Linked DNA regions of Mus musculus: all the other regions are linked to region 2. The links are chromatin loops, found by intact Hi-C in ENCODE. Cell type or tissue: heart. All regions are shown on one strand. Region 1 overlaps Erg (ETS transcription factor). Region 2 has its middle 91 kb from the start of Gm31641. Region 3 has its middle 27 kb from the start of Psmg1. Region 4 overlaps Erg (ETS transcription factor). Region 5 overlaps Erg (ETS transcription factor). Region 6 overlaps Erg (ETS transcription factor). Region 7 has its middle 41 kb from the start of Erg.

Region 1 (4,000 bases), 89 kb before region 2:
GCATTCACTCTGCAGCTGGTTCAGTGTCACAGGATACTCAGCATGATGCTGTGGTTTCTCTTATCACTTGACTTAGTGATGGCAGGAGAGGTGTGATGCAGACTCACAGTGCTGCTGAGCACTCCGGAGTTGCTGCTCTAGCAGCCCGTCATCCTTTGTCTTTTTGCCCCACCTACCCGGGTAAATGAGCATGCTAGTCACTCTTAAGAAAGTGGATGTGTGGCTTTCTTCTCATAAAGACTTCATAATGTCCTAGATCCAAAGACTGAACCCCTGAAAACGGACCCACATGCTGACCTAATCGGGCATCATCTCTTCCTTCTTGCTTCTGTTGTCTCTGGCATCTGCTGAGGAGACACACACTGAAGACTTGAGTCTAGAGGTGTGGAGTGCCCTTCCAGGTGCTGTGTCTTCTGAAGGGCTCCATTTCTGAGCTCAGAACTTCATCTTGCTGCTAACACTGAGGGCTCTGTAAGATTAGGAAGCAGGCTGTGGACTGTGTCAACGTGCATGAGTTACATTGTCTGCATGCTCTCGCTGAGTTCCTGTGCCCGAGGGGGTTGATCAGGGATGGAAGCTTATCCAGCCCACGTGGAGCTGCCCGTCTAGCCAAAGAACTCCTAAGTGATGGGTAGAGATGGGATGGCGCAATTGAATCTTTTTTACGTATAAATCGGTGGCAAATGCAGGGGCGAGGCCCCTTGGGTATGGGATTTAGACTTTGAAAGCTTGTGCATGGATGCTCAGGGCTTGTTCTCCCCAAAAGGCAAATAGGCACCGTTAAGCATATGACGGCAAGTTTGCCGAGCACGCCCTTGTTTCTGGGGAAATTTTTCCCAATCTACAGTAATTCTTCTCTATGTGACTCACACCTGTGCCATGCCATGCTCAGAGCCTATTTTTGGGCTGGCCTATACCCAACCGAGTGGGTGAGGTAACCATAGAAACATGTTTGGCTGAGCACAAACATGTCCATGTCCACAAGGCCTCGAGCACCAGGGCTTTATCCACTGGGTTCAAAGTGGAAATAAGAACACACAGGCTGTGTAAGAGCTACATTAGGACAGTGTGACAACTGTGTTAAAATCCCCGAGGTAGATAAATTTACTTAGGGCGTGCAAAATAAATGCTTTCAGATTTCCTTTATTTTAAAATTAAGGTATAAGTTGTGATCCTACTCACGGGCAAGTTGGTCAATGGGTCATTGGTCCCTGTATGGTTTTACCTATGTACTTTGGTATGTCCTGTCTTTTTTTCTTGTCTAAATACTGGTTATGGTAGGTACCCCGTATCCATTTGTAGCCAGTCATGAACATGATCTGATTACCTGCTTCCCTAAGCATCAGATGCATGGGCTCAGCATAAGCTAGTCCTAAAGAAAGCTACCGCCTGGATGATAAGATAAAGGGCTGCAGATCCTGCTCGGGGCTCTCAGAGCTATTTATAACTGGAGCTTTCCCACTAGATGCCCTAACCTTTTGGTGCTTCATGGGGCCCTCTTTGGTTAGCTCCGTCCTTACAGTGTGTACTGATAAAGATGAGATCACAGGCTTGCTGTTTGTGAAGCCGGTAACTTCTCAGAGATTAAAGGGGACAGCAACTCTGTCTTCTCGGTCGTGCAAATGATTCTGCGGTCCACAGGCAGGGAATTTAGAGGGAGACCACTTGATATATTTCTACTAATGCACGGAGGGAAGAGAAAGCCCCAGGTTGTCTTCCAGGGGCAGACAGCCCTAGAGCAGCCGTGCCTTCTTCTCCTAAAGCTGGATAATTTACTCAAAACTTCTCAGTGGAGCTTTCTGAGCCTAAGGGCCGAGGTTGCCAGGGTGGTCATCAGACTCTGCTGTGGTCCACTCTTTCCCCGAACTTGGTCATCTGTGCACATCTGTGAAGGGGCCGTTTACGTGGAATTCAAATCTGGTTGTTTAGTCTACATGGAGCAGGGAGGATTCTGTCTCTTTAATATTTATAACGGTTGGACAGAACTTGCCGGGTGAAGGTTAATTGCTCCCCAGTTTAAGCAGCTCCCTGCCCAGATGGGTTATCAGGGCTGAACACTCGTTACAAGATTAATCTCATTTCCGACAAGACTTCCCTTTCCTTCAACTGATTTCTGCCCAGCCATTGGGGCTGTCATCGGCCGTTAAAAGGAGGGTGGGTCACTCTGGGACAGAAGCACTGGTATGCACAGAAACAATGCAGAGCAATGTCCTATCTTGGGGACATCTTTAGGAGAACACATTTCAGCCCTGTTGCGAAGGCCGAGGCTCATAAACAGCAAGGACAATTGGAGCACTCGAACCAACGTGCTCGGTGACAAATTTCCAAGGTGATTTCATGCTCCCTCCCTCGCTGCAGGATCCTGCCCTGGACACAGATCCACACATTGGGCGTTGTTGGTTTGAAGGTCTTCAAACAGTCATATTGTGATCAGTTTCATTTCTGAGGACCCCACCTAGGCAGGGAGCAGCTCACACGTCATACTCTGCGCCATTGTTGGGAATGAGAGGCATAGCTCAGAGGAAGCTGCCTTCAGGAACCTTAGTTGACGGCAGCCCAGGCAGCAAGGAGTCTGTGTGCTTCCTCCCACTGTGCGCTGGGCACCTATTAGGTGGCTCCTTCAGTGAATTCCCATCAGGTTTGTGATGAATCTCAAGAGACTTCAATACAGCGAATACTAACGTGGTCTAAGAAGAGCATGCTGAGCTCTCCTCGGGTTGTTTCAAGACGTTCTTGCAGACGCATGGTGGTTGTTTCTGTGTAATGCGTGGGAGGCAACTCATTGACCTGGTCAGCAGTGGTATTCCACACATCCACTAGCTGAGGCTATACAGGTAGATAACCTGGGCCCCAGTCCAGTGAAAATCAGAAGGCTGCAGCAGGGCAGGGATGTTGCACATAGAACCTGGAACAGAGCTGTACTGAGATGCCATGAGGCCAGGAGGCCAGAGGATGGAGCTTAGGGCTCCAAGCAATCAAGGTGACCAGGGTAGGTTAGCAGGCAGACATACAAAGGAAACATGAGAGCAAGGCTTATTGATGGAATACTGAGTGCCAAGGCCCTGGGGCAGGGACAGCCTTGGGGTCTGAGGACAGTGTTCTACTGATCACCTGGCTCACAGTGGAAGCAGAGGAACAGAGGGGCTGAGAACCCTGATAAAGGATCCCTTGATCTGGTTCTGTCACACAATGTTAGACACCAGGACTTCTCCATATTGAGGAACAAACCCTAGGTGTGGGGAACCAGTTAAACAGAGGTGCTTTTGGTGGGAGGCTAAACTCAAGGATGTAGAGGAAGTTTAAATCACTCAGGTTACACTCTTGTGTCCTGGTCCTGGTTGACTCTGGGCCAACCTGGCTTTCGAAGTCTCAGGTTTCCTGAACTGTGACATGGCTCTGAGACCTGTCAGTGGTGGCTCTCTCAGGGACCTGTCTTTAGTGGTTGCACTCAGTCGAATTCAAACCAGGCAGCTGCACATGCTAGAATCCTGATGCTTGCTGACAGGAAGCTCCAGGCATCTCACCCAAGTTGCTGAGCCTCCATTTCTTGGTCTTTAAATGGGCTTTGGTGTGATGCCTATTTAAAAGGTTGGCATGTGGATATACATTCATGCCCACAGGCCCTTCTGATGAAGCCCAACACACAGTACTTGCATTATTGCAGTGAGCTGTTAACAATTACAAAGGTCCCATGCTATCTGTGTGTTTTCTTGAGCTAGATCCATCCATTTTTCTGAGAAGAATGTGGTAGCTTCCTACTCAGCCAAGAGACATTTCCAGGGACATTTTCATGGAAGTAACTCTGTGTGTCTCACAAGTCAATATGTGATTTGAAGAGATTGTGTGTGTGTGTGTGTGTGTGTGTACATGTGTGTACATGTGCATGTGTATGTATGTACATGCATGTGTATATATGTGTATTGATGTGCATATGTGTGCATGTATATATGTTTTTATGTGAATGTGCCTGTGTGTATGCATGCATACATGTATGTATATA
Region 2 (4,000 bases):
GCGATTTGAAGCTACTACATGAAAACGGGTTCAGACTGCTGGTACTGTGGGAAGGGCTGACCTATGGTCTAAGGAATGTGAGTCAGGATTCCAGGCCCAGAAAGAACCTTCTTGGTGGGCATCATTTCCCTCCTCTGAACTTTAAGACCAGTTGTTGGTATTTTTTTATGTTAATAAGAGAGAAATGGACAAAACATATATACGTGAGTCTTTTAATTTAACTTGCACAATAACACTATGAAATATTCTCATCTCCTGTCTTTTATGTGTGAACTTGAAGCTCTGAGACTGATTGTTAGAAATCAGACTACCTCACATGAGCACCTTCCGGGTTCTGACGGCCTCCCTGGGAGAGTCTTCCCAGGCTGTCAGGCTAGGTGCCCTCCCATGTCTTGGAATTCTGGTCAGAAGCCTGCCTGGTGGTAGCCATCAACAGGAAATGAAACACAACCCTCCCATTTCCCCCATCCCATCCTCCAGTCTCAGCACACGACAGCGGCTGCCAGGTGGTGCCTCTGATACAGAGCACAGAGCACGCTCGTTGAAAGCACAGGGTTCCAGCAGTCCTAGCTGCTTGTGCCCGACATCAGTGAAGAGACTCCGCACACATGGGCTGCTCACTTGGTGTCTCCACTGATCTGCCTTTGTCTCTCAGAGATGGAGGCCAGCTCCCACTGGGAAGGTCCTGCCTCCAGGTCAAGCTCCCCCACTCCTGTCCATATTCACTATCAACCGGGGAGTCAGACAGACAAATAGACAAATACAGCTGCAATAGGAGAAACCGGTTCACATGTAGCAGTGGGATGATAGCATCCCAGCCCTCATTGATATGTTTAGCCAGACACGGGGCAGAAAGCAGACTCCTAGACAGAGACAGGTATTTCAGAGTAGGTCTCACCTTCTCCTGTGGGAGAAAGCCTGCATGAGAGCTTTACGAACCCTTTCTATGGAAACGTGGCTAATGAGGATTAACAGTTCCGTACGCGACAACGGAGGACAATGGACTTGTCTAGGGTTGGGTGACTTAGCAGTTCTTCTTGCTCTCACCACAGTCTGCCTCTGTATCTTTGACAGCCCTGGACACGAGGCACTTACAAAGAGAGGGTAAGGTGGAGCATGAAGGCAGGCTTCTGTGACCCCAGCAATTGAGAGGCAGAGGTAGGAGGATTCAAGCTTATTCTCAGCTAGACAGCAAGATCAAGGATGCCCTGGGCGTCAAAGCTGCATCTCCGTCACTGTTTACGGTCACTCTTCCAGGTTAGGCAGCATTGTGGCAGGGAAGCAGAGGAAGAAACTTAAAGAAACCACATCCCATCCCCACATCCCACCACATCCCATCCCCACAGCAGAAAGGAATGAACCAGCGCACACATCCCTGATCTCAGCTGGCTTTTTTTTTTTTTTTTTACCAAAGTGTGGACACTTTGCCCCTTCCTAGAATTGGGAACAAAACACCCATGGAAGGAGTTACAGAGACAAAGTTTGGAGCTGAGACAAAAGGATGGACCATCTAGAGACTGCCGTATCCAGGGATCCATCCCATAATCAGCCTCCAAACGATGACACCATTGCATACACTAGCAAGCATATGCTGAAAGGACCCTGATATAGCTGTCTCTTGTGAGACTATACAGGGGCCTAGCAAACACAGAAGTGGATGCTCACAGTCAGCTATTGGATGGATCACAGGGCCCCCAATGGAGGAGCTAGAGAATGTATCCAAGGAGCTAAAGGGAACTGCAACCCTATAGGTGCAACAACATTATGAACTAACCAGTACCCCGGAGCTCTTGACTCTAGCTGCATATGTATCAAAAGATGGCCTAGTCGGCCATCAGTGGAAAGAGATGCCCATTGGACATGCAAACTTTATATGCCCCAGTACAGGGGAATGCCAGGGCCAAAAAGTGGGAGCGGGTTGGTAGGGGCATGGGGGGGAGGGTATGGGGAACTTTTGGGATAGCATTGGAAATGTAATTGAGGAAAATACCTAATAAAAATATTTTTAAAAAAAGTCAGGATTTACATGAGTCGTCTTCCTGTGTTTTAAATGTGCTATGCAAAAGGGATTAGTCAACATCTCTGCAAAGAAGCAAGCCCTGAGCAGCACTGGCCAATGGCACGGTGGGGGGGGGGGGGCACAGCACTCTGTGGACTTCTGAATGGGAGGCTGCACTTGCTCTTAGGAGCAGGCCTGGAGCTCACTCTCAGCCATGGGTTTCTGTGTTCCTAAGGGGTTTTGCTTCCTTTGCCACATGCCCTCTGCTGGTCATTGCTGGCCATTGCTGGTCATGGCTGGTCATGGCTGGTGAGGGGTTAAGAATCTAGCTTCTTTCCCGTGGGTCCCTGTGGGTGGGGGGGGGAAATATATATATATTACCTTTAAGAGATGAAACTTAAAGGTCTGGAGAGGGTCAGAGAGGAGGAGAAATGCACAACGCTGTTTTCTCTCATGTGCAGAATCTACATCTAAAACTGCATTAAATGAGCCTGAGAAGAAAGCAGAAGACAGACTGTTTGAAGGGAGGAGGGAACCACTGAGGAGGGAGGACCATGAGGGAGGAAGGTCGGGATGGATGTGAGCAATGTGTAAGGACACACGTGAGCAAAGTAGTGTCATGCATGTGAGCAAAGTACAGTGTCACACACATAAGCAAAGCACAGTGACAAAGCGCAGTGACACACATGTGAGCAAAGTGCAGTGACACACATGTGAGCAAAGTGCAGTGACACACACATATGAGCAAAGCGCAGTGACACACATGTATGAAAACAGTTTAAAAACCTTGTGTTTTGTTTGGTAATTCTAAAGAGAAAGAAAGCAGGATCATGGAGGCCCAGCTCTGCAGCAGTTGCACACTTGGTGCTGAGTTGCACACTTTGTACTGGGAGCTTGGGTCCCTCTGTGCCCCCATGACATCCAAGGCTGGACTGAACACAGATGCCTGGGCCTCCACGATGTCTTCATCCTCTTTCCTCACCTCTCGCCTCCGTTTCCTCCCTGTGGGCGTCAGTCCTGGGCTCATTTGATGTAACAGCAGGGTCGTTGTTGAAACCAAATGTGCACAGCATTTCCCAACCTCCCTGGTGGACATTTGAGGCCCAGTGCTCTTTGTTGGGAAGGGATACAGGCCTGTCTGATGCTCAGACACTCCTGGTATCTACCTCATCTGTGCAGTACACACTCCTCGTGCTCCGCCGTGTGTCTCTATGCATGGTTCACTCTGCACAAAAGCATTCTCCTCCCAAGATGAGGGGACTTCTGGTAAGCAGAGCAACAACTTCATGGCTGTTTCAGAAGCAAACACTTGAGTAACTGGGGGAGTCCTGTGCCCTGTTCCCTGTGGTTGGAGATAAAGTGCCACTTGAAAACAAGTTCCTGGGGCTGGAGATCAAAAGCACTCTCTTGCCCTGGCACCCGGAGAGTAACCCTCGGAGCAGATGGGGGATCTGATCTTGGGTCTTGGTGGCCATGTTACGTGGACTCTGTGGCTATGGTGGCAGTCAGACCTTGTAAAGAGCCCTATCCCAGGCCCTTGTTGTTTTCATACACAGGGACTGTCACAGGTTCACTTGGAGGCAGTTCTGTTGTCCCTTCCCACCAGGGAGCTGCCAGGGACTTTTGATTCTGGAAACTTCCTATCACACTGAGTATAAACTCACTCTGTTACAAGGCCTCTGTGGCCCCGGGGTTCCCTGTCTCCACAGTCCTCCATGTTCCAGTCCTTCCTTCCATTCCTCACACCCAAGGTCTGCGACATCTTAGGGTCTTTACCCAGCCATCCATCTTTGCTGCATGGGTGCTCTTCCTGCAGGTGAGAGCAGGTGTGTACAACCTGGAGGCCCCAGGAAGGCTTCCCTGACCTCACCTCATTAACCTTGCTAGCTGGAGGGACGCCCGTGGCCAGATCTGTTTCCTTCATTGCTTGTGTTTGCATTCATTCACACTCTTATGGCTATCGTGACTTAATTGAGCAGGAGACTTCTGGCACTCAGTGAA
Region 3 (4,000 bases), 610 kb before region 2:
TGCTATATAAGCCAGGCAGGCCTGAAACCCACAGAGATCCACCTCTGCTTCTCAGGGTTTGGGACTAAAGGTGTGTGCCAAGGCCAGCTTTGGGCATGCGCTAACCACTGAGCAGTCCCTCCATCCTGGATCTTCACCTTCTAAGTAAGAGGTGTGGTTTGTCTTCCTTCATTCAAGTCATGGTGCACTGGGGAAGGCACAATAGGAAAACCAGGTGCTCTTCTGTCTTGCCTGAATATATCCTTAGCCGGTCATCTAGAAGGACAAGGACAGCAGCTTGATAATATTCAGACGTCAAAAGTCCAGAGTGGTTTTCAATGCAGTTTCCATGGCTACGACTCTTTTATTGACTTTCTCAAGATAAACTCCTGACTAGTGGCTGGGAGGCTTGAAGGGCTCTGGAAGTCAGTCTGCTACCTGCCCTATGGCATCCCAGACAGCTTTGAATCCAGGCTGAAAGGCAACCTCCGTCAATATAAGTTCTCAGAAATCTTAGAGAACCGGATTGTCCCTCCATATTGGACACAAGTCACATTGTCTTCTGTTAGTTTCTTATTTTGTTTAATGCAGCACAAGGAGGCTTCACAGAGCTGCCCTGTAGGATGAAAACATTGACATGGAGCAGTCACGCAGCTTACTGAGACTCAAAGAGAGAGGATCTCTAGTCTTTTTCTTTCTTAGAGACTGTGTTCCTGAAACTCTGCTGGGTGTTAGAACCATCTGGGGAGCTTTCAAATGTTCAGTGCCCAACCCAAAAGCCACACAACCTCAGTCGACTTCTGGAGATTCGATCCAGGATTTCTTCACCCTCTGGTAAAGCCAACGTGTGGCCAAGTTTGAGCACCAACTTGTTAGAGTATTCAAGTCTCAGCTTGGACCCAAGGGCTCACACACCAGCCAGCATTCTGCAAGCTACTCCTGCACACTCTGTCAGGCTGAGTCTGAGGATACTTTAATGCATACCAAGTGGAGATCTCCACAAACTGAAGATTCAAACTGCACATCAGAAATGGGGCTGAGAAAGTCACAGGTGTGACAGCTGACTGTGCAAAGACCTCAGGTGTGTAGCCAGAGGCTGGAGCCTCCAGCCCCACACATGGCATATGCAGGAGACTGACTGCTGTTGGATTGGGTGGTATTTGGTGAATGTGAGAGGATTCAGGTCAAGAATGGCACGTCCTAAACCGATTTATGTATCAACTTCTGCATACAGACTGTTTTTAGAATCCCTGAAAATGTTTTGAGGAGCTGTCTCTTGTTACTGCAGAACAAATCCATCAGGTGGCTTTTCCAGGCTGGAAGGAATTTACACTTGAAGTCCCCTGGACATTGCCATGCTTGCTCAGGCTGCTGGGGCCGGTGTGAGGGCTGTGAGGGAATGAAGCTGTCGGCACGTCAGCAGCCCACATTTTCTCAGGTGCTACTGTGAACTCTGGTGAATATTTGATCACAGTGTTCTTAAATCAAACTCTTGCCCACTTAGAAATGATTATTTCATAACGTTCCCTCCGGGCACACAAGAACGTTAGAACGTGCAAAGCGGTTGAACAAGCTGTATGTTACTGCTGCCCTCCTTAACCTACTGAAATTATGAGTGAAGATCGGTCACAAGGGGGCAGTATTGCTCAACAAAGGTCTTTCTTCCTTCCTCCCTTCCTCCCTTCCTCCCTTCCTCCCTTCCTCCCTTCCTCCCTTCCTCCCTTCCTCCCTTCCTCCCTTCCTCCCTTCCTCTCTTCCTTTCTTTCTTTCTTTCTTTCTTTCTTTCTTTCTTTCTTTCTTTCTTTCTTTCTTTCTTTCTTTCTTTCTTTCTTTCTTCCTTCCTTCCTTTCTTTCTTTCTTTCTTTCTTTCTTTCTTTCTTTCTTTCTTTCTTTCTTTCAGGGCCTGGCTGATCTGAGTCTATAACCTATCTTCCCTAAGTATCTGACTGTATTAATACTAGATTCTTCCACAACCACCCATAAGTAACTAAAAACAGCACAGCCATCTGTATGCACTAGACCTTTAGTCTGAGGGCTGGTAAGATGGCTCAGGGGTTAAGGGTGCTTGCTGCAAAAGCTGATGACCTGAGTTTGATCCAAGAACTCATGTGGTAGGGAAGAAGAACAGACCCTGGAAAGTTACTCTTTGATCTTCGTATGCATACATGGCACACACACTCTGAGAGAGAGAGAGAGAGAGAGGGAGAGAGAGAGAGAGAGAGAGAGAGAGAGAGAGAGAGGTACATGTTAAAAAACCAATGTTGGGCTGGTGAGATGGTGAGATGGCTCAGCAGGTAAGAGCACTGACTGCTCTTCTGAAGGTCCTGAGTTCAAATCCCAGTAACCACATGGTGGCTCACGACCATCTGTAATGAGATCAGATGCCCTCTTCTGGTGTGTCTAAAGACAGCTACAGTGTACTTACATATAATAATAAATAAATCTTTGGGCCAGAGCAAGCAGAGGTCCTGAGCTCAGTTCCCAGAAACCACATGATGGCTCATAACCATCTGTACAGCTATAGTGTACTCATATACATAAAATAAATAAATCTTTAAAAAAAACCATAATGTTGACTTTGAAAAACAGAAAGCTGTCCCCACCCCTCTACCTGCTCTCACCCTCCACCTGCCCCCCGCCCCCACCCCTGCTTTTTCTCATGGTTTTTATGAGGCCCCAGATAGTTGTTACTGCAGATGGGAGAGTAATCTCCTGGAAGAAGCACACTCTGTTCGCAGCCATGGCAAGCAGAAGGCTTTGCTCTCTGAGCAACATTGCTCTGTGGGGCATGCAGAGTTGCTGCCTCAGTCTCTCCTGTTAGAGGGAATCATAGAAGGCTCTCAGGCTATGTGCCTGGGGTGGATTGCTGGGTGATCTCTCTTTAAGGTCTTCCTAGCCACAGCAGCACTGGCCCTCCCTTCCTCCACTGAATATGGCCCATTGTGGCCATTCGAGGAGGCCTCACTTCTGTGTTTATGGCTAAGCCCCCCTGTCTTGCCTTACTGCCAGGCTCCTACTTCTCCTGCCCAGAAATGGCTGTGACCCTGAGCCCTGGGGGTTTTTGAGTCCAGCCTCCACTCTCTCCCCATGACAAGGAATGTTCTGGCTTGTCTCACTCTGCATCCCAGGCACCAAGACCTCCCAAGAGTACAAAAGCTCCCTAGGGCCATTAGTCCCAAGCCCACCCAGGCAGACTCTCTTTACAGCATGGCCGCTGTGAGCTGGAGTTCTTGCTCTCTCTCTCCAGTGTCCCTTCTTTGAAAGGAGGCCATGAAGTTCCCTTAGGGAACAGAGAGCCTGATTCCAGCAGATACTGTATATAGTCTTGATGAAAAGCCAGCTGTAGCTCTTGTTCTCTTGCTTCCCCCTTGGGCTCGTCCCTTCCCCCCTCCCTTCCATATTCCCTTCCCCATCTCTCCACATGGTCACGGCCAGCCTCTACTTCTCTACTCTCTCTGCCTTTCTCTGCCTCTACTGCCCTCTTAACTCCCTTCCCTATGCCTGAATAAACTCTATTCTATGCTATATTGCTGGGTATATAAAGAAAAGAAAAGAAAACAAAAAAGAAAAAGAAAAGAAGATCCAGTTGCAAACTGAGGTACTCACCACACACTGGGTGGGGGTGTCAGATATCTTTGTGTTTTCGTGGAATTTCCTTTGAAAAAATGTGGAGAAAATTCTTGAGAGGTTCTCTGAGGCCCCATAGGGGTCCAGGCAGCTCCTACTCTGCCTTCTGGGACCCATATGACCATAACTAACCTTGTTTGGATTTGGTAGAGGCAGACTGGGCCTGGAGAGAAAAGCAGCCTCAGGTTTACAGGGCCACACAGAACTCTTGGCCTATGTTCCTGCTGTCTGCATTAGGTCCACCTGGTTCCTAATTCCACAAAAGTCAAGTCTGTCCAAGGGTCCGAGGCAGAGGCAGTGGATGTGAGGACTCAGGTGTCTTCCCAGACCTCTATCGTGAGAAGGACTTGGTAGGTAGAAGGAAGATACAGGAGGGGATCTGCAGGTGAGCTCT
Region 4 (4,000 bases), 67 kb before region 2:
ATGCCTCCTCTCCTTGCTCTGTAAAGTTCATTTTCTCCGAAGCCTTGTTTTCTCTGCAGGCTTCTGCAATTCAGATTTCTTAGCCTCCGAGAGGTTAGACCAGCTTTGCCCATTTGTGTCCCTCATAATAATATGAGAAGGAAAATGCCAGTTTCCTCTGCACACATTCAGTTCCTCATCCACATTGGCCATGACACATGTGTGCACCTCACTGGTACCACGGTGAAAGAGCCTTAATACCATGCCCTGACTTTGTTCTATGGTTAGTATGGGCAGCAGCTAGTGGTCATGTCAGGAAGCTGCTTTGATGCTAGAAGCACAAGGGGTGAGGGTGGGGCTGTGTGTGTGCTTATGTTTTATTTATTAAGTTATGCTAGTTTGCTTATTTGTTTATTAAAAGTTTCTCTATGTCACTTTGTTTGCTTATTTATTTATTTCTTGTTTATTTAAAGTCTATGTGGCTTTTTTGTTTATTTACTTATTTAAAGTATGTAGCATTTGCTTATTTATTTATTTCTTATTTATTTAAAGTCTGTGAAGCTCTATCTATCTATCTATCTATCTATCTATCTATCTATCTATCTATCTATCTATCCATCCATCCATCCATCCATCCATCCATCCATCCATCCATCCATCCATCCATCTATCTATCGTCTGTCTCTGTAGCTCAGGCTAGAGACTCACACTCACTATCCTCCTGCCTCAGAGTCCCCAGTGCTGGGACTGCAGGCATATGGCATAAACACCCTAGATCATTGTGAGTTGAAACCCAGTGAATTCAAAACTCAAAACAAGATGGAACTCGGTGTGGGTGTCCACAGGAAGCATCTGCTCCAGGCCTGCTCTGAAGCTACGGGGAGAAGTCAAGGGTAACATCTTCTAGAGAGAGGAAGCAGTAAGTGGAGGTGGGAAGGGAAGTCTTCAGGCTCTGTGTTACTGAGGTGGTGTCTCAATGGCCGTCTTAAGGAATGCTTGATCTGTTAATGAAGGTAAAGAGCTGTATGTGCCCTTGTATTTGTTAATTCATGTACTTGCATATGTGTATTTCGCTGTGTAAGCCCTCACGTGTGTGTCTGTATATGTATGTGTGTCTTTGTATAGCTCTGTCTCTCTGTCTGTCTCTGTGTGTGTGTCTGTGTATGTATGTGTGTCTCTGTGTATCTCTCTGTGTGTCTGTGAGTGTGTGTGTGTCTGAATGTGTGTGAGTCTGTCTCTGTGGGTGGGTGGGTGGTGTGTGTCTGTGTACGTATGTGTGTCTCTCTGTGTGTGTCTTTGTGTATCTCTGTGTGTGTTTGTGTGTGTCTGTGTCTCTGTTTCTATGGCAGTTCTGGGTCTCATTCCATTAGCGCTGGGCCAGTATTACAAATTGTAAAACCTTGGATAGTGAAGCAATGCCATACTGGAGGAAAACACTGTTAGATGGACTTAATTTTGCCTACATACATTTTCCCTTTGAGGTTAATCCAAGTCTTATAATATATACAAATATATATATAGATATAAAATAGCAATGCATTAAATTAGAAAGGGTGAGCAGAATGCAGGATGCTGCGTTCATCATATGATGCTCCAGCTTCTTTCCTGAAGGACTGAAGAGGGAAGAAATGACATCAGGGCAATGGGGGACCAGGCCCTGTTGCAGGCATCTCCCATCTTACCGAGCTTGGCTCTCGTTGTGTGTTTATGATTACACGATTCACTGGAAGGCAAAGGTTCACAGTGTCTGAACTGTAAGGATTCATGGGGGCTGCAGGGTGGGGAGACAGCCCTGCCCACAAGGTGATTACTTCTTTCATGGGGAGAGTTCACTCAGCTCAGTTCCCAGATTCTGTGTTTAAAAAACAAAAAAAAGCCAGGCATAGTGACAAGAAGAGCTTTCACTCCAGTGCTGGAGAGGCAGAAGCTGGCAATCCCTGGCGTCAGCTTAGCCGATCTGGCGAGTTCTAGGCAGTGAGAGACCCTAGCTTGAAGGAAAAGAAACTAAACAAGGATGGTAACTGGAGAATGTCAGCTCAGGTAAACTCTGGGGTCCATGTGCATCATGAATATGCACACAGGGACACACACACACTGAAAATGACATTCCCTAGGGGCTTAGGGTCATGATGCTGTTGGCCATGGTGGGGCTGTCCTCAAGTGTGTTGTCTGTTTTGTTTACATTGCTTCCCCTGTAGATATAAAGGGTTAAATTTTCCAGAAGTATCTATTATAGGTGCCTTGTCTTGGGAAGAGAGAAGACATAAATAATAGGGCCATAGATAGCCTAATAGATGTGTCTGTGGTATCGTTAGATTCATTGACGCCTATTAAAGCTCTCCCATGGGCACTGGCTCTGACATACTTATAACTGTGATCCCTGTCTGCCCTCATTTTCCACAAATTATTTGTTAAAAGATGGCAGATATCTATCTGCAATAGATATGGCCCAACATGTACGCGGGTCTTTGGATATGAAGAATTAGATTATCCAAGAAAAGAGCAGGCTTGTTGATGTAAACTATCACTTAAGTAGGTCAGGACCCGTTGCTGAAAACTCATGGGTATGTGGAAGAATGCGTACTTGGGAGATTCCTTACTGGCTTTCAAGAGACTCTCTTCACTTCCCGTGTCTATTCTTTCTAGCCTGTGATATTCTAGGCATGAATCCTCTTATTCTTTTTTCTTTTTGATCTCTCCCAGCCTTTCTTTTTCTAGGTCAATCTATTTCTTATCTTCAAGATAGGGCTGATGATAGGCTTAGTGGAGGGTTGTATCAAAACTGACAACCTGAGCTCCATCCCAGGGACTCCATCTTAGTTAGGGTTTTACTGCTGTGAACAGACACCATGATCAAGGCAAGTTTTATAAGGACAACATTTAACTGGGGCTGGCTTACAGGTTCAGAGGTTCAGTCCATTATCATCAAGGTAGGCACATGGCAGCATCCAGGCAGGCATGGTGCAGGAGGAGCTGAGAGTTCTACATCTTCATCTGAAGGTAGCTAGCAGAATCCTGGCTTCTGGGCAGCTAGGATGAGGGTCTTAAAGCCCATATCCACAGTGACATGCCTACTCCAACAAGGCCACACCCACTCCAACAAGGCCACACCCTCCAGTAGTGCCACTCCCTGGGCCAAGCATATACAAACCACCATTGCCTCTCATGGTAGAAGGAGAGAACTGACTCTGACCTCCACATATGTTTTGAGCGAGGGAGCACACACAGTTACTGCAAATAAGTAACTGGATTTAAAATATTGTAAGATAGGGCATTTAAGGACTCTGCTATGTATTGCCTCCATCCACCCTCTTGCTTTTGATGGTGGCTAGACAGAGGCTAGTGCTCAGCTTTGGGGAATAACCCTACCCACAATGCATGGGTCCAGTTTCTATATCTCTCACGGTGAACAGTTTACCTCTTTCCAAAACCTCATTTCTATCTGTGGGCAAGAATGGTAACTGAGCTCAGAGGGTATTGTGAAACAGAGCGATTCTGTCCCATACCTCAGACATGTCACCCACAGTGACACACGGCATTATTTTGCATTCCCTTTGAGCAGAAGCCATGACGGTTGAAGCACTGGACATGACTCATGCTAAGATACAGTTGGTATCCAGAGCTGAGAAACCATGGTAATGATGTAACTTAATCAAGAGTCTGTTGCAGGCAGTGTTCTGTTTTATTCCTTGGTGGGTCAGGTGTTTGTGAACATGGTCAAATGGTAATATTTCACCAATGGTGGTAGGAAGAGGCTGCATAGTTCATGTGAGGGGATGTCAGGAACAGTTCTGTACTGGGATATTATGGGATGGGAGCTCAGACAGGCAGGCTGTGAGGGTGAGACTGGATTTCAGGGTGCATGGCTCCCAGGCTAGAAGGGCTTAATTATCAAATCATGATTTCCCATAAATCTCGAGGACCCCGGAGATGGTTTTAGAATCTGCTTCCCCAGAGGTTGATGCTGGATGTCTTCCAAGCTCTCTGAGCTTTCAGAAAGCATGGATGGTTGTTTCTCCTC
Region 5 (4,000 bases), 98 kb before region 2:
GGAGTGGAGCTGGAATCAGAGCTCTGGTCCTCTTTGGGTTTTGGTAGATTGTTGATTTCGGGACTCACAAAAGGGATCATGGCAGTGCTTCAGACAGTGGAGACTGTCTGTGTGCCTAGCCAGAGAGCTCTCAGCAGGGATTTAAACTGTGGACCTGGACAAGTCAGAGCCTTTCTCACCTGGGAAAACCCTCACTCCCACTTGTGTTACTGTAGAGTGGAAGGGCACAGGAGCTCAGAACTCCCAGAGACATACAAACTCAGTGAGTGGAAGCCATTTATACCCATGTCCAGGCCAGCTTCCTGTCCTATCATATTTTTTCGTTGTCAGCACCAGTTTCTGAGTTCAGCTTTTCAATATCCAAGGAGCTCCTTTGACCCTTTTCTTTGAGGCACTCTCCTCTCTCTGTTAAGAGATAAAAGCTCTGACAGAAACAGTTGTTCCCAGTACTGGGTGCTAGAGGTGACCTGCCCCAGTCCTGGGGAAATGGCCGATGCTGCCTTTGCCTGTTCTGACCCTTTTCAGGGCAGGCCTGCTTTCCTTCCTCCCTCTCCCTCTCCCTCTCTCCCTCCCCCATTCACCTTTCCCTCCCTCTCCCTCTTCCCCCTCCCTTCCCCTCTTCTCCCCTTCCCTTTCCTATCCCCTCTTCTTCCCTTCCCTTTCACTCTTCGTGCTCTCTCCCCCTCCCCTCCCTTCCCCTCCCTTCCCCTCCCCTCCCCTCCCTTCCCCCCCTCCCCTCCCCTCCCCCTCCCCTCCCCTCCCCCCTCCCCACCCTTTGCTCTTTCTCTTTCTCTTTCTCATTGGCATCACTATGAACCCTATAGGGGCTTTTATTAAAGACAGAAAAATGAACACCAGAGTAGTAGAGGACCCTGAGTGTTCACTAGTGGAGGGTCCTTGTTGGGTCTGGTCCTCCTTATCACCCTCATCCAGGGAACTCGGATGGAACAGGTTTTCGAATTCTCAGTGTTAAAAGGCAGAGAGATGATGTCTCAGAAGAGTTGGCCTGGGCCTCATGCAGAAGTCATCAGCACCCGGCACGGTTTCTCTTCATCTTGTGTGGATGCTTAGAACTAAAAATATATTTAAAAAATTAAAAAAGAAACAATGCCTTGAGGTCAAATACAAAGGACTCTCAGAGTCATGTGACTCTAAGGAGTTATTCTCACCACCTTGAATTAGCACAGATAGTTGTGTAGGCTTGACTCTATTTAGGGCAAAGGGGATGAACTGTGAAGGTTCTAAAAAAGGAATAAAATCCACGTTCCTAGCGCCACCTTCCAGCTGTAGAAGCCCTGTCTTGTCTTCTTCAGGTCTCTGAGAGGAATCAACCAGTCCAACACCAGTCCTGCATCTGCCTCTCTGGACTGGCTTGCTTTTGAAGCAGAAGCCCATGGCTACCGGTTCTTACAGTCAGTGGTTATGAGAGAGAGAGAGCCACATAGATTTTTTTTAAGCCCTGTTCTTTGGCAAGGGAAGACATCTTTTTTTAGACCCTGTGTTTACTGCTTTGGTAAACAGCAGAACGCTGCTCCAGCAGTTACCTTGAGGATAAACGGTTTGTAGACAGACACTTCCTATACTTGCTTCCTGTCCTGATAGCCAGGCCAACCAGAGGCACGGGTGGCAGGAAGCACTCCTTGTGGAAGCTTCCTGCCAGTGCAAGCTCTTCTTTATTCCTTGTGTCTCTTCCAGTGAGATCAAGACCAGCTCCGGATTTTCACGGGGTGTGGGGTGTGGGGTGGGGGTGGGGGCGTGTGGGGTGGATTCTGTGTTTTGTAACAGGTGAAGAGATGAGGCTTTACAGTGGTGACTTTATTGTCTGTTCCTCAATCTTGGTGTTATCTCATACACAGACAGGCCAGCGCTTCGTCCTGGGGGGTGGGGTAGGTCTCACCAACCTTTTTGAGTCACAGAAAGAGATTTATGGCCCTAAGTTTTCCCCAAGGTTAGATGAACATGGCATCTAGTGTTGTTTCCTTTAAAGCAACTGTAGAGCTAGCTCTCTTTAGTTGGGGCCTAAATCACCAGATCTGGATACAAAGCCTGTTAGCTCACGGGTTGTTCTCCGTGCCCAGGGAGTGAATTGTTTAGGCCCCTTGAAGCCAAACAAATAAGACCAAGAAGCACAAACACTGAACAATAGGGAGTCATCCATTACCATCTACAGGATATGTCCTCAGCAGCTGGCCCTTTGTAGGGGGAAAAATGTTTCAAGTCAACAAACAGTAACACTGGACAATAAACTAAACACAATAAATAGCACCCAGGAGCCTCCGGCTCTAGTCCTGGCAAAGCCCCAGAGAATGGTGTTCCACAGGCCCAAAACAGGGAGTCTGCTGCTCCTGAAGCCTCCTGCAGAAGTCAGGACTTACTATACTCTAAGCAGCCCCACCCCCTGCTGGCCCTCGATGCTGGCCCTCGCTGCTGGCCCCCATCACTGCTGACCCCCTCACACAAAGCAAGTGTCTCCTGTGAGGTTTGTAACACAGTGACAAAGACACCAGTATCGGATAGGGAAGTCTACTGGTCCTGTAGACACAGGGTCCATAAGAGATGGTGACTGCCGGTGGGAGCAGAGACTAGCGTTCACTCTGGAACTGTTAGATGCAGATAGATGAAGGAAACAGTGTTGCATGTGGGTGCTTACTGACATGATTGTATCCCACAATAATTTCTATCTACACAGCCCCTCGCTATACATATTTTGTGTTTGAAGTGAAAGAGAGTTGAAATGGCCCCAAGAGAGAGTTCACCCAAGCCCCTCTCCTGACTCCCTCTTTAAAGCTGATTGCCAATCCTGTTGGGGGCCTTGCAGTGTAGAATCTCAGCATCCTAAGTGGAGACAAAGTGTCTTCCTTGTCAGGGTACTTTACCCTGTAGTGGAACTCTACCAGTCTCCCGGAATCATTGCCTACACATTTTGCCTACAGGGTTGCAAGGTGGCCTCTCTGACCCTCAGCGCCTGGGTGGTTTTCAGGACACTGTGAGTCATGGCTGCGTCATTTGGGGGGTGGGGCCAGAGAGCAGACATGTGAGGATGTAGATCTTACCTACTGGGGTCACCTTGCAAGACCAAGTTGGTCTATCCAAGTATCATTTTGGTCTTGGTTTATTTCTCTTGCCTGGACTGATGAAGACTGATGAATAATATCGATGAACCAACAACAATAAAAACTTACTTATCTTTTTTACATTTCCAAACAATTATTATAGAGGTTTGGAAAATTAAAATTCAGTAAAGGAAATCAAACTACCTTATATCACACCACCAAGGGCCTGCTGGTGTTTGAGTCTTTCCTAATGTCGTACACTTCTTTCATTTTCCACATTTGCAGATATAACATTTAGAAAGGAAACTCACTTTTAAAATGTGATTTACTGCTCACTTCCTGTTCCTTTAGAAATGCAGGCCCTATGTTGCTTTTCTTCTTTCTTCCTTTCTTTTTGTCCTTTCAGGACTGGGAATTGAACCCAGGACATAGTACATGGGAGGCAAACTCTCTGTATAATGATTTTTTATCCACTCTCTGAAGCTTGTTTCTCTGTCTTGCCTTCCTGTGACTGTTTGAAAAGTGTGAAGCACACATAGCACACATGAGCTCTGAGCAGCAGGGAACATAGATGGGCAAGGGTGAGCTCTCTGGGTACTCAGTTCAGTCTCTGTGTTTTGAAACTTTTAAAATTATTTTAAAATAAAAATAATTTAAAAATAAATAAAATTTATTTTTATTATCTTTTTTCAAAAGTGTGTGTGTGTGTGTGTGTGTGTGCGCGCGCGCATGCGCATAAGTACAGGTGCCTGCAGAGGCCAGAGCTGTCAGATCACTTAAAGCTGGAGTTACAGACCGGTGTAAACCATGTAAATCACAGTTAGAACTGGGCATGGATCCTCTGCAGGAGCAGGGTTCCCACTGTCAGGCACGAGCCATCTTTTCAACCCAGTCTCTTTAATTTTGAGACAGGGTCTTGGTGTGTAGCTCAGGTTAGCCTTGAATTA
Region 6 (4,000 bases), 53 kb before region 2:
TCAGTGGCCGTCATGACCCAGCCTCAGGGTTTAGTGATAACCCTGTCTCTCCCCCTTCTTCACTCAGACCTCTCTCCGAGGAACACCCCTGGGGTTTGCACGACGGGAGTCTGGTGGTGTACAAAACTGAAACCTGCTGCTAGCACTGTACACAAGGGAACCCTGGTGCACCAGGCTCTCCTGACTGCCAGCCTCCCACAACTCCAATGGCAGTGGGATAGCCATGGTTCCCTCTAGGCTGGCCATGGAGGCCAGAGATAGTCTACCCTAAGGCGTGGCCACACCAACTGCCTGCCATTGCCAGGTGCTGGGGCTCTGCCCAGCAGGCTGTGTTCCCCGGCTCTGTGCACCCCCGGTCCAGGCAGCCAGATCCAACAGCTGCTGTGGGCAGTGCCTTTCCTGCCACCTGGGATGGGATTTCTTCTGCTTTTTTGCTTTAATTTTAAAATTCATAGAAATGTGTATTACATATTGAGCACATATCCCCAGACACCCCTCATCCCTTTTCTTGGCCCTCCACACTCTTTTGCCAATCTGGACAGTTATATGTCACGTGTGCATGTGTGGTTTTGTGTGTCGGTACAAAATCTATAAGAACCACAAATGAGAGAGAGCGTGAAATCTGTCTTTCTGAGAAAGACTTGTTCACTTACTATGATTATTTCCAATTATCTTATTTTTCTGCAAACTACATAATTTTACTCTTTTTATGGATTGAAAAATAGCCTGTGTATTTATGTACCATATTTCTTGATGACGATCCTTCGTGTCTTGCCTAAGGATCCACAGCTACTGGTATTTAATGAGCTGGGGTCCCAAGCTGGTTGCTCTACTCCCAGGTTTGCTCTCCAACCTCTTGGAGCCATGAACTCATTAATTCTGTCAGATGAGTGTCTCCTTGAGGTGGTGCTCTCAAAGCGAGGTCCTGAAGCAGGACCTGGGGGTCAGGAGCTCAACCTATGGAGATCCCCAGGTTCTGGTCTAAGTCTTCACAGCAGTTGAAGGAACACGGCAGGGCACTCTGGTTTTCTGGTGGCTGAGAGGTAGCATTGGGCATCGTTGAGGGAGGTGAGAAACAAAAACCCAGTATCTAGGTACAGGCCCAGTGAGCCGGGTCAGCTCAGCAAGTAGAGGGGGGCTGCGCTGGAGGTGTGTCTGTCTGTCTGCATGGGGTGGCATCTTCTGTAACTCACCCCATGGACCCTGTGCTTGGCGGAGTCAAAGAGGTGAAAGATGATGTTCCCTGGGCCTTGCCTCTCAGTGCAGCCTGGGAAGAGGAGGGGTGGGACCTGCCTCCCTCCAGCCTGTGGTTGGATAGTGACATGCTTTGGGTGCAATAGTTTAAAATACTTGTTTATTTAACTTGATAAAGAGTTCCATGTGTCCAAAGGCGAGACTGTGTGGTGTCGCTGAGGGTGGACTTGAACTCCTGCTCTTCCTGCTTCTGCCTTTGAAGAGGCTGGGATTACAGGAAGTGCCACCACCCCCGATTTATGAACTACTGGGAACTGAATCTAGCACCTCAGGCCCGTTAGGCAAGTAAGCTACCAACTGAGCTACACCCCCTACCCCACAATATGATACATTAACAGTGTGCCCCATGAAGTGTGGTGAAGGTCATCGAATGAGGAGTGGGTCACTTGGTTGGTTGGCCCTTTGACCTCAGACATGATGGTGGCATACAGTCACTCGTTCAGCTGAGTTTGTTAAGCACCTACTATATATACAGTCACTGTTCTAAAAATGTAGCAATCAAGATTCTTTGCTGCTGGCTTTCTAAAGGAAGAAGGTCACCATTTGATCAGCTGACTTGTCAAAATACACAGCAGCGCAGATCAGAGCAAACACTAAGGTGAAAAGTAAGGCAATTCCAGGCAAGATGGTCCAAAAAGGTTACCTCTTAGAAAGTGGAATTTGGTTAAAGACCCAATAACAAAGAAAGAACTCTCTCGATTACACAGTGGAGGATATCCCAGGTTAAAGGAATGCTCTGTGCAAAGGCCCTGTGGTCAACCAGAGATATTCTCTAGGGTCACAAGAGGGCCCACATGTAGTGACCAGGAGGGAGGGTAGCAGAAGGTGAGTTTGCAGAACATGCCTGTGAAGACCAGCAGCTTCACTGCAGAGCCAGCCTGGACGCTTGCAGGTGAAGGAGAACTCTGAGTTACTCAGAGTCCACAGGTCTTCCTGGTGCCTGTGTTGAGGCTGAGAACCTGATGCACATACAGGGCTCTGGGGTGTGCGGTCCTGGGGCTCTGCAGAGGAGTAGAGTGGTAGAGGTCAGGGAGAGACATTGCGGGCTGTAAAAGGAGGTGGCGTGCTCTGCAACCGGGATGAGCTGTGTGAAGCAGGAAGGAAGCCAGGACAGGATATAGACTACAAACCAAGCACACTGTGGACAGACCAGAGCTCGGAAGCACCCTGGGCTCACAGCCCAGGTTCCTCTTGGGTGACAGCCTTCACACTGTGACTTGGCTCTGACCAATACCAGGGAAAATGTCAGGCTCTCTGCCTCCATTGGTGGAGCAGACCTTTACCCATTCCACCAGTGGGTCATAGCACAGAGGATTTTTGCAATTGAGAGTTTCCTAGGTATCTGGGAATGGAGGCCAAAGGATGCTGGTGTCACCAAGTACTGAGCAAGATGGCATTACCCCCTTCAAAAATATCTGACTCCACATGCTCATGGTGTATAAGTGGGACCCTGACTTTCTGCAAGTTTTGTCAACATTACTGTTCCTACTGGCACGAAGATAGAGCTATAGGAGCATACAGTCTGTGAAGGAGAATGCAGCTCAGGTGGTCTAGAAGGTTGTAGAGTGTGGGGGTAAATTCTCTCTGTTACTTCTGTCTGTCTGTCTGTCTGTCTGACTGACTCTCTCTATATCTCTGTCTCCCTGTCTGTCTCTGTCTCTGTTTTTCTCTGCCTGTCTCTGTCTCTCCCATGCACACAGCCCTAAGTGTGAGCCCTACAGTTGCCTAAGAACATCAAGGTGGCTATAATCCCAGCACTCAGGAGGCAGAGGCAGTTGGATCAGGAGTTCAAGACCAGCCTAAGCTACATGGTAGAGCTGAGATCCACCTGGGCTACATGAGACCCTGCCTAAAACATGCAGTTAACAATGACAAAAAATATCTCCAAAGATTGGCAGCAGGTGTTCTAAACCTAGAGAATGCCTAGGACCCATGATGACAAAGCTTAAATGTGAGATCTGCTGCATGGCATTGGGAGAGAGCTTAGAAGTTATTTTAGGATAGAGGATGTCCAGTTTCCTCAGTAAGACTACAAGAGGGCGTGATTACAACTAGACTCATGCTTTTCTGATGAAGTTCTTTGACTTTCTGAAGGTTGTATAGCCAGCTTAAGCTCGCCTACCATAGGCAGCTTGTCCCCAGCCTCACATCTCCCTCTCTGGGCCTCCCCTCATAGGGGGACATTTTCTTTGCTGCCAGAGACATCAGGGTCCCTGGAGAGTGTTGTATGCCTCTCCTCTCCCTGATCTCATGTCTTCTTGTGTTGGAGGCTAACAGATGCTAACAGGCACTGCACCTAAAAGTCTTAAATGTGACAAGGAGCCCCCAGGTGGGCCCTTTACAGTGGCCTTCAGTGGATACTCACTGAACTTGAAATCAAGCTTCAAAGTCCTGTGTCAGGTGCACACTCTTTACAGTTTCTGTGTGTCACTGTGTTAGAATCAGTGCTTTGTGTACCTATGTGCAACCAACTCTTGTTGAACACTTGAAGCTATCCGCAGGCCTGGCTTCTCTTTCAGCTTGGGTTTGCTATTCATATGCTTCTTGTACTTGGCGAGCGTTGGGCATGATCTGGGGGCAGTGATATTCCTGGGCACTTGCTCCCTTCTGCCTCAGGGCTCCGACATGAATTGGCAAGCAAGTTGCCTCCTAATTGAGCTCTGCTGCCCTCCAGACTGTGGCTGTGCTGGGAGACTTTCCAATGAGTCCGCTTGGGTGTCTATGACAGAAATACCCAAGATAGGTT
Region 7 (4,000 bases), 220 kb before region 2:
AATCTGAAAACACCAAGTCTGACCTTTTAAAGTTGCTGTGAAGCCACAAGTGGAAAATCCCACAGCTGACCTCCTGTGTTGGGTCACACTCAGAAAATGCGTGTTAAAAATCATGGTGCAGAATTACCTTTGGGTACTGAGGAGATGGCTCAGTTGGTAAAGGTACAAAGACCTGTTTCAGCTCTCTAGAACTCATGTAAAATGTCAGATGTACCAGCGTGCACCTGTAATCCTGTGCTGGAGAGATGGAAACAGGGTATCCCTGGGCTTGCTGGCTGGCCAGCTGCGTCAGTGTGTTCAGACTCAGTGAGGGATGAGAGAGTGATTAGGGAAGATAGATAGCTCTGGCTTCTACATGCATGCACACGCGCACACATACACACACACACACACACACACACATGGGCACACACATGCATATACACATGTTGTACACACACGCAGGTACACATGCATGCACACATGAACACATACACAGACATACAGACACTCGCACACACACAATGCACACACATGTACACACCCATCCTTAAACATGTGCACACACATGTGCATGCATGCATGAAAACACACACATGCTCACACATATGCATGCACACGTGATCGCACATACACAAACACACACCCATTTACACAGGCACCACGCACACACACATACACATATACATACCCACACTTAAACATGTGCACATCCATATGTGCATGCACTCAGAAATACACATGACACACAGACACATGCACGCACATGCACACATGCGTGCATATGTTTTTACTATTTGTGTGTAGCTTGAAGACTGGTCTCACCAGAAGACCCACACTTGCCTACTATTATAAATCAGAGTAGCAGGAAACAGTATGCTCCTGGCTGTAGCATGTACCAGGTTGACAGGGTCATGCTCTCTGCTCTCTGAAGTTATGTGTCTTCTCTTGCTGCAGATGAGGTTCACAAGGTGCAAGTGGCTCTCTGGGCTTGTCCAGAAAGATGGTTTCACCTTCCTAGTCTAGGTTTTAGTCTCCAAACTAGCAATTAAACCATCCCATAAATCCTCCATGCAAGGTAGTAAAACCTAATTTTAGATTTCCTGTGTGCCGCAGTGTCCTGTCTGATTGCTACCAGTTGGCCAGAAGCCGGACATGAGAAGCAGGCGGCTCACAGTGCACCAAGTGTCAAAGCCCACTGCCTACATGGTTGGCGGTTGGTCTGCATTCCTTGACTGCTTGTAGCTTTCATTGGTTCAAGACCCTGAAGTTCACTTGGTTTTGTATGTGTTTGTATGTACGTAATGTATGTGTACATATGTTTGATTTTGTGTGTGTGTGTATATATATGTGTGTGTGTGTGTGCATATATGTGTGTGTGTGTGTTTGTGTGTACATATATATGTGTATGTGTGTGCATATGTGTGTGTGTGTGTGCACATGCCTGCGTGTAGAGTGGACAACCCTGGGTGTCATTTCTCAGGTGTCAACTATTTTTTCTGAATCAAGGTTTCTCACTGATCTGAGCTTGCCAAGTGGACATGGTTGGCCATCCAGAGAGAATCACCTGTCTCTGCTTCTCCAACGATCCTTACAGATCTATCTGTCTCTGCCTTCCCAGCACAGGGGTATAAGTGCACACCCAATACCTGGCCTTTTAAAATGTGGATCCTGGGTGTAAACTCAGGTTCTTGTGCTTGTATGGCAAGAACTTTGTCAACTGCCTTCTCCGCAGTCTCTGCTTGGACAGGGACCACAGAGGGAAGGGTAGGGACAGAAGCCGGTATAAACAAAGAATGGGAAGAGTGGTGGCTGATGCTCAGGGGACAGAAGGGCCAGAGACCCAGAGTCACACTGATAGCTTGGGAGAGCTCAGAGGACCAGTCCCTTAGCTCAGCTGCATGGAGGCTGAACACTCATGCTGCACAGGCACTGAGAATACACTTACTTTTTGGAGTTCCGAGGGGGGGGGGGACCTGCAAACCTTAGGACCTCACCCTGGGTATCTTTTGATGGGCTGTGATGAGCAGACTGAATGGGGCTTAGCACTGCTCCAGGAACTTTTAAATGGTATATCCTCTCTCTCCTCTCACCCTCTCCCTCCCTTCCCTCCCTCCTCCCCTCCCTCCTTCTCTCCCTCCTTTCTCCCTTCCCTCCTTCACCCCTCACTACTACTCTGTGTGTACATACCAACTTGTGCAGTGCCCACAGAGGCCAGAAGAGGGCGACAGATTTGCTGGAACTACAAGCAGATGATAGGAAGTGAACTAGGGTCCTCTGAAAGAGTAGTAAGGACTCTTAACCACTGAGCCATCTGTCTGGCCTCTGGCACATCCTTTTGATGTAAGGAAGCCATGTTTAGGAACCAAGAGTGGACTGTGACACTGGGGACAAAAAACAAACAAACAAACAAAGAAACAAACATGTCCTGGCACATATTTCCCTACAATCTTGAGGAAGTTAAAATGGCATCTTTCTGATTGACAATACATTGTCTGGTGTTGGGAGCCCCTTGTTCACCAGGAAGATATAGGTAGACCCACTTCCAAATCTAAGGAAGGATAGGGAGGGATCAAGCTGACCACCAGTGCTCATGGAGTTGATCAGTCATGGCTACAGAGCAGAGCTCTGGTGAGAACACTAGGCTTCCTTTACAGTAGTGGAAACTGATGGTTCCAAAAAGGTGGCCCAGTCTTTCTCTCCCTCACCTGGGGTCAGCTCTTCACTTGCACCCCCTGTGCCCTTGACAGCAAGCCAGTGATTGGGAGAGTGAAGGACGAAAGTCAGCTACCTCTCTGACTCCTTCCACCCCAGGACAGAGAGCATATGTGTCATGTGTCCTGATGGGACTCACTCCAGCCTCCTACTGGAGACATCAGGTTTCCAGCCTGAATAGCAAGTCTATTGGACCGGCACCCCATCTGTGCTTGCCCTCCTCAGATCAATCCCCTGGCCTGTGGTACTCCTCTGTTCAGCTGGCCTGGAATTCTGGGAATTGTAAGTTGTGGTGCCTTATCTCCCTTAAAGCCACAAACACAGGGGCTGGCTATCTGCCATGCTTAGAGGGACAGCTTTCTTCACTTCGCTCTGACAGCATTGAAGGTGAGTTTAGGAGGGCTTGGAGTGGCTGGGACTGCAAGGATGCACCCCCAGTGATGGGAGGCAGGGATGCCATCTGACTGTTGTACTTTGCTTGAGCCTTGGCAGGGCATCGTGCCCTGTGACCTATGGTGAGTCTAAGTGTGTCTTTGCTATGCAGGTGTTGGCTGATGGGGTGGGTGGTGCCCCAGAATCTATACGAACGGAGCTGAAAATGTTTAAAACTTAAAAATCCCTCTGTCTACACTTTTGAACTTTAAGGGGTAGGGCTAGCAATTCCTTTGTCTGTTGTGGAAATAAAGAACATGTAGATGAGTCAAAATATTAAAGTTACATCTTCCGACCCTCAGCATGTAATTACGTGTGACAAGCAATGCATTTAATTTCAGAATAGTGGCCCCATATATAAGAATATATGTATATATTTACCTCAATGTAGATATTTTAATACATTCTTATAACCCATTTTGTCCAAACTAACAGCACATTTTTAAGTATCTGTGCCATTAAGTGTATTTGTTGAAAAGTTGCTTTTGAGCCACATTTACTATGAAACTATCTAACACCCTATTGTGTAGCCTTACAGCATCTGACCCACGTCTGCTGAGTTTGGGCTTTTTCTCGGTTTTCTGTTAGCCAGCCATCAGAGTTCTCAGTCTCGGGTGCAGAATGCCCATGGCCAGGCTAAGTCATGCTATTTTGGAAGTGGATCTAAAAATCAGCAGGCTCCTAAGTTTCCAGGGTTGAAAAAGACTGTAACACACACACACACACACACACACACACACACACACACACACACACACACTGTACTGTACCTGGAATAAGTGCCTGGAAGTGAAGCCATGGAATCAAAGATGACCTGAGGAAGACTGCGCTGTGGCATTCAAAAGTTTTGATTAAAATGACATTTATTTATCGT

Evidence for each region. A loop is a pair of places that touch in the nucleus more often than their neighbours do. Peaks named below come from ENCODE experiments on the same cell type or tissue, not always from the same donor. Only the 100,000 strongest peaks of a DNase experiment are listed, where the experiment ranks them.
Region 1: it touches region 2 in a loop (2.4-fold over the local background); 7 of 42 quality-filtered maps call a loop at or near these places.
Region 3: a loop joins it to region 2, with 8 times the contacts of the local background. A loop is called at or near these places in 21 of 42 quality-filtered maps.
Region 4: it touches region 2 in a loop (2.2-fold over the local background); 3 of 42 quality-filtered maps call a loop at or near these places.
Region 5: it touches region 2 in a loop (3.0-fold over the local background); 9 of 42 quality-filtered maps call a loop at or near these places.
Region 6: it touches region 2 in a loop (2.4-fold over the local background); 3 of 42 quality-filtered maps call a loop at or near these places.
Region 7: it touches region 2 in a loop (6-fold over the local background); 18 of 42 quality-filtered maps call a loop at or near these places.

Annotation. Positions count from the first base shown.
Region 1 is chr16:95,437,447-95,441,446 of GRCm38, reverse strand. The region is part of intron 2 of Erg (ETS transcription factor); the gene reads left to right. Among named protein-coding and RNA genes, the nearest start is that of Erg, 91 kb to the left of the region's middle. In heart, no CTCF peak of the experiment used is centred here; DNase peaks (open chromatin) are centred at 846, 1,456 and 2,176; H3K4me3 peaks cover 1,226 bases; H3K27ac peaks cover 3,440 bases.
Region 2 is chr16:95,348,926-95,352,925 of GRCm38, reverse strand. No RefSeq gene overlaps it. Among named protein-coding and RNA genes, the nearest start is that of Gm31641, 91 kb to the right of the region's middle. In heart, a CTCF peak has its summit at 2,263 (motif pointing left); DNase peaks (open chromatin) are centred at 415 and 2,205; H3K27ac peaks cover 2,919 bases.
Region 3 is chr16:95,962,196-95,966,195 of GRCm38, reverse strand. No RefSeq gene overlaps it. Among named protein-coding and RNA genes, the nearest start is that of Psmg1, 27 kb to the left of the region's middle. In heart, a CTCF peak has its summit at 1,584 (motif pointing right); no DNase peak of the experiment used is centred here; H3K27ac peaks cover 602 bases.
Region 4 is chr16:95,415,643-95,419,642 of GRCm38, reverse strand. The region is part of intron 2 of Erg (ETS transcription factor); the gene reads left to right. Among named protein-coding and RNA genes, the nearest start is that of Erg, 110 kb to the left of the region's middle. In heart, no CTCF peak of the experiment used is centred here; no DNase peak of the experiment used is centred here.
Region 5 is chr16:95,447,078-95,451,077 of GRCm38, reverse strand. All of the region lies in intron 2 of Erg (ETS transcription factor), which reads left to right. Among named protein-coding and RNA genes, the nearest start is that of Erg, 81 kb to the left of the region's middle. In heart, a CTCF peak has its summit at 1,621; DNase peaks (open chromatin) are centred at 1,577 and 2,247; H3K27ac peaks cover 2,000 bases.
Region 6 is chr16:95,402,015-95,406,014 of GRCm38, reverse strand. The region is part of intron 3 of Erg (ETS transcription factor); the gene reads left to right. Among named protein-coding and RNA genes, the nearest start is that of Erg, 130 kb to the left of the region's middle. In heart, no CTCF peak of the experiment used is centred here; a DNase peak (open chromatin) is centred at 2,384; H3K27ac peaks cover 262 bases.
Region 7 is chr16:95,569,017-95,573,016 of GRCm38, reverse strand. It overlaps a transcript of Erg not described here. Among named protein-coding and RNA genes, the nearest start is that of Erg, 41 kb to the right of the region's middle. In heart, a CTCF peak has its summit at 2,211 (motif pointing right); no DNase peak of the experiment used is centred here.